2 separate regions of the Homo sapiens genome follow, and region 2 is linked to region 1. The links are chromatin contacts, found by Hi-C or POLR2A ChIA-PET in ENCODE. All regions are on one chromosome and are shown on one strand. The core of a region is the stretch at or near the end of the contact, and the rest is flanking DNA. Distances in the headings are between cores, read along the strand shown. Region 1 overlaps DIO2-AS1 (DIO2 antisense RNA 1). Region 2 overlaps CEP128 (centrosomal protein 128).

What was found. A loop is a pair of places that touch in the nucleus more often than their neighbours do. ChIA-PET counts read pairs that join two places held with the same protein, here RNA polymerase II (POLR2A). Pooled maps may share reads with other maps.
Region 2: a map of PC-9 shows a loop between it and region 1 (6-fold over the local background). The contact joins two enhancer-like sites. A Hi-C loop is called at or near these places in 1 of 168 maps with a recorded cell type or tissue (PC-9) and 2 of 50 pooled maps. POLR2A ChIA-PET finds 5 or more read pairs at or near these places in 1 of 52 experiments (PC-9).

Annotation. Positions count from the first base shown.
Region 1 is chr14:80,433,757-80,436,456 of GRCh38, reverse strand. The region is part of intron 8 of DIO2-AS1 (DIO2 antisense RNA 1); the gene reads right to left. Among named protein-coding and RNA genes, the nearest start is that of DIO2, 220 kb to the right of the region's middle. Within about 2 kb of position 1,381, at least 3 of the 41 ENCODE cell types and tissues checked have a DNase peak (open chromatin) inside an H3K27ac peak, as active enhancers do; they include PC-9, where a contact is called at or near this core.
Region 2 is chr14:80,566,886-80,569,632 of GRCh38, reverse strand. The region is part of intron 20 of CEP128 (centrosomal protein 128); the gene reads left to right. Among named protein-coding and RNA genes, the nearest start is that of DIO2, 360 kb to the right of the region's middle. Within about 2 kb of position 1,397, at least 3 of the 41 ENCODE cell types and tissues checked have a DNase peak (open chromatin) inside an H3K27ac peak, as active enhancers do; they include PC-9, where a contact is called at or near this core.

The sequences.
Region 1 (2,700 bases), core at 132-2,631:
GATGAATTTTTCAGCTTCTAAATTTCTGCTTGATTCTGGTTAATTATTGCAATCTCTTTGTGAAGTTTATCTGATAGGACAATACCTTCCCTGTGTTATCTTGGATTTCATTGAGCATCCTCAAAACAGCCATTCTGAATTTTCTGAAAGGTCACATATCTCTGTCACTTTGGGATTGGTCAGGGTTGCCTTATTTAGTATGTTTGGTGATGTCATATTTTCCTAAATGGTCTTGATGCTTTTGGATGTTCAGTGGTGTCTGGGCACTGAAGAGTTAGATGTTTATTGTAGTCTTGAAAGTCTGGGGTTGTTTGTACCCATCTTTCTTGAGAAGACTTTCCAACTATTCAAAGGGAATTGCCATAAGCGCATTAGGGGGCACCCCAAGCCCAGTAACACTGTGACTCTTGGAGACTCATAGAGGTAGTGCCTTGGTTGTCTTAGGTAAGATCCATGAGAATTCCCTAGATTATGTGGCAGAATCTCTTATTCTCTTCCCTTACTTTTTCACAAGTGAATGGAGTCTTTCTCTCCATGCTGAGCTGCCTGCATCTGGGGGAGCTGTGAAACAAGCACCCTTGTGGCCACCAACACCAGGACTGTGCTGGGTCACACCTGAGTCCAGCACAGTACTGAGTATCACCCAAGGCCTGCGGTGACTATTTTCTGGCTACCACTGATGTTTATTCAAGGCCCAAGGGCTCTTTAATCAACAGGTGATTAATTCAGCCAAAAGTTCGTCTTTTCCTTCAGTGCAGCAGGTTTCCTTCTGGCCCAAAGTGAGTTTGGAAATGCTATTCAGGAGCTATGGCCAGTGACTGGGGGCTTTAGAAATCTGCTTCGTGCTTTATTTTGCTAGGGTGGAACTGGTATCCATGTTGCAAGAGTCCTCTTTACTTTTCCCTATACTTCTCTCAAGCAGGAGTCTTTCTCCATGGCCACCACCACCCCAGGTCTGTGGTGAGTATCGCCTGGTTATCACTGATGTTTATTCAAGGCACAAGGGTTCTTTAGTCGGAAGGTGGTGAGTCTTGCCCGACCTGGGTCTTTCCCACAAGGATAACACATACCCTTCTGGCCCAAGGTGGGTCTAGAAATGCCCTCCAGGAGCCAAGGCCTAGAACTGGAAACTTTGGGTGTCTGCTTGGTGCTTTATTTTACTTTGGCTGAGCTGGTACCCAAACTGCAAGACAAAGTCTTTTTAATTCTTCCCTCTCTTTTCCCTAAGCAGAAGGGGTTACAGCCACCACAGCTGGAAAAATGCTGGGTCATACATAGAGCCAGCCAGGTTTTAGGTCTTGCCCAAGGCCCATGGTGACTGTTGCCTGGCTACCACTGATGTTTATTCAAGACCCAAAGGCTTTTTAGTCAGCAGGTAGTGAATTCTTAGTCAGCAGGTGATGAACTCTGCCAGGACTGAGTCCTTCCCTTCAGGGCAGTTGGTTCTCTTCTGGCCCAGGCTTGGTCTAGAAATGTCATCCTGGAGCTATGGCTTAGCATGGGGTCTTCAGGACTCTACTTGGTGCTTTTATTTTATTGTGGCTGAATTGGTATCCAAGTTGCAAGACAAAGTCTTTACTCTTCCATCTCCTCCTGGAACTGCAAGCTGAGTTACCTGGAGTTGGTGCAGGGGTGATGCAAGCACTCCTGTGGCTGCCCCAGCTGGTGTGTCACTGGGTCACCTGCATCCCAAGTTCACCGGCTCTAAGCTCAGCACAGCACCAGGACTTGCCCAGGAATTGCAGTCCTTTTTGCCTAGATTGTCTTTCCAGTTTGTTTAGAACCCCAGAGCACTTTAGCCCATGGTGGTGGGGCTAGTGGGAACTCAGGTTCTGACCTCTGGGATGGATAATTCCCCTCCAGCTAGGATTTGTCTAAATGCTCTCTCCATGGGAACTGGTGGAATCCTGCCCTGTGTTGCTTTCCGCTGGGACAGGGCAGTACTGAGTTGCAATGTAAAGTCTCACAGTCTCTTCACTCCCTCCCCCAAGCACACAGATTCTCTCTCCATGTCATGCTGTGATGCCAGCGGATATGGGAGGAGTGGTGTAGGCAATACAAGACCCTCTTCAGTGCCGTTTTTTCCTGATATAATGTTAAAACCAGGTACTGTAATTACTCACCTGATTTTTTTTTATTCATATGAGGGTGCTTTCTTGTGTGGATAGTTGTTAAGTTTGGTGTTCATGCAGTAAGGGACAATCACTGGAGGATTCTATTCAGCAATCTTGCTCCACTTCCTCCTCCCTTGTGCTTTTCTTAATACATACAATTTTTTTTTAAATCGTGGTCTTAACAACTGTCTTTTCAACATATTACCAAGTGTTCAGAGGTATGTTCCTCCAGTCTCTACCTGGTTACATTCTGTACCCTTTTTAGCACAGTTTGAAAGCCTGTGTTACCCTGTGTATTATTTTCCTGTGTATCATTGGGAAGTAATGTTGCATTTCAGTTTTGCCAGCTCTTGCAGCAAAGAGTTGCTTCATTAGACCAAAGTCCTGATTAGAATGATCCTTTATTCCAGAACAAGCATACACAAAATAGGTTATATTTCTTGTTAATGTTTATACAAATATCCAAAGAAGAGAAAAAGCATGCTTTAGTATGCTTAGCTTTACCTTAATTTTTGATACTTCCTTCAGAGCAGAATCGTATACCATGGAATATCTAGTAGTCAATGTAAATACAACACGGATCACG
Region 2 (2,747 bases), core at 148-2,647, 130 kb before region 1:
ATTTTTCCTCAAAGAATAAATTTCTGTTGGTAGAATTTGAAATAATTTGGTAAATGGAAAGAAAGTATAATTTTGAGTAATCAGACTTTTCTGAACTCCTACAACCACACTGTATCAGCATTCCATTATCCACAGGTAAGGTTGTGAGTAGCTGTCATTACCGGCGAAAACTGCCCAGGTGAGGCTATTAACAAACTCTCATCCAATTTATTCCTTCATTTCATAGACTTTGGAATTTAAGATCACTTACTTCCAGGGATGATTTTGAAAGCAATACAGTTGAGGATGCTTTGAGCTAAATCACTACTCTTTATTTATAGTCCTGAAAAGTAAAATGTTTTAGATTTAAAGTAATAATGTCCCTGAAATTTGTGACTTTAATTTGGGTAAGGAATTATTTGGGGGACCATTTTAAAAGTACTACATCATATCATTTTCTCTAAATGCAGAAATTTAGAAATTTGTTTGAAATTATTATAGTCAAATTAGTGCTGTTTTTATAGCTATTACTATTTATAACATTTTCAATTACTTTAAGATAATAGAGCTTTCCAACTCTTTTTCATAACTCACATCTCTCTCAAACAGCCGAAGCTACTGTTTAAACTTCCACCTTGGGAAGATGCTAGTCAGACTGCAGTGAGAAATCAGAGTGAAGCTCAGTTTGAAGAAAAAGCAGTTAAGTATTTCATAGGTAGGAATATTTAGGATATTTGGGACTGAACAGTTAATATACATCTGCTTTATTTTAGTGCATATAGGATAAGTCAGCCTTCATGTATGCTTCCCAGAAGTGCAGCTAAAAACTTAGTTGTTGGTTTTTTTTTCCCCTCGTTGTTCTTAGAAAGAAGAGTGTACCAATGATAATCAGAGGGCAGATAATCTGGTTACTTTAAATTGTTTAGCTACATTTCCCTTCTTACCTGCGCGTGTGTGTTGGGAAATGGAGATTAATAATAGTTTTAATCTCAGTCAAACTGAATTAAGAAGCAAGAAAAAGCTACCCCATCTCAGCCATTGTATTAGTTTAAGACTTTCTGCTTCGATGTTGATCATCCTCATCAGCAGCCCCTCTAGTGTAGAATGCTGAGGGGTAACTGAACACAGAAGCACACAGAAAGAATATGAGAGTGACGGGCAAGAAAGAGTCTCCATTACAATGTTCCTTGTGCATTAGTTCCTGTAAATGACTCTGCATGTAAATTATGATGTGGATTACTGGAATTGCCCAAAGGTAAGTCATTAATTCCAAAGGTGGACTATTTACTTGTAGCATTTAATGACTCAGCTGTGTGACATGCATGATAGTTAACAATCCAGTGCTGTAATTTAAAGACTCAGGAGAACACGGCGTGGGAGGAAGGATTCTGTGGTTATATGGGTTTCTCTGTAAACTTTTTCACCTAGAAGCCTAGGAGATATGTGCCCTTCGGGGAAACAAAGGAGATGTCAGCCTCAGGGAGTCTCATTAGACCAACTATATTCAGTGGCAGTCAGATACACAACCCTTTGTGTACCTGAAAATGAAAGCATACCCTCTTATTTTCCACAAGTTCTGCATGACACAAGCCTGCTCATAAATTATGCCATAATCATTCTTGCAATATGATTTGCATAGGAGTTCAGGGCATATGCCATTGATACATGACTAACCTCACGACTGGTGTCGTGTACTTTTTTTTTTTTAAATGTAAATCCTTGAAAAATATATGGTGTGCTGGTTTCTGAGTTGTTGGCCTTCTCCTGGTACTCCTCAATTCCTCTTTCTCCATCTCTTTGTGGGGACAGTCAGCATCTGAAATTGCACTGGTTGTCCTTTGCATTGCCCCTAGCCACCATCATAGTCTTTATTTTATCTGCAAATAATCTTTAGTTGTTCTCCAGTCCAGATGTCACTCACCTTTGTTACCTGTTACGAGCAGTTTCACTGGAGAATTTGACAGTCCCTGGAGAAAGATAATTCTGTCTCTTGCCCTTCATTTTGTCTGTAGTGATATTCTGTAGCACACACCTATGTACCACATTACGTTGTGCTTTAAAGGAAGAATCTTGAAATGATTATTTTAAAGGAAAATAAGGAAAAGAAAGCTCATAGCTTTGCTTCGTGATTTGAAATTTAAAGGGTAGTCTCAGAATTTTTGGTGTCAGTTTCATATAGCTACCTAGAAGTATGTATAGGGATTTTAAATAAAACCCTACCTTGCCGCTCAGGCTGCATTTTCCAGTCTGAAATCTGTCCCAACAAACCAATAGACCCCCATTTCTGTATCTTTCTCTTCATCTTCTTTGTTTTCCCCACTTGTATTCTTCACCCCACAAACCCGTACACATACCCCACTTCAATATAAATACAACCGCAGCCTTTCCTGAACAATGTCAAAACTGAAGTATAATGGTCAATAATCTCCTCATAATAAAACCACAAACTAAAACACCCACCAGAGAACACAGCAGAAGAAAGCTACAGAAGAACAACTGGCTGCCCTCAGGTCTCTGTCAAGGCAATAGTAGTAAATGACAGAACATATTGGAAATGTGGATCAACCACCTTGAGTCTGTTTTTAAATCCTGTGATTGTTTCTGCTTCTGGTTCTATCAGAGATTTGCCACACCCAGGTTGAAAATCAGGCAACAAGGACCATTATTGGGCTTCCCTGTAGGCTAGAACATGACATATCACTTTAAATTGGCTTTTCTTCCTAAGTCAAAATGTTGGTTTTTTTTTTTTTCCTTGACAACTTTTCAGA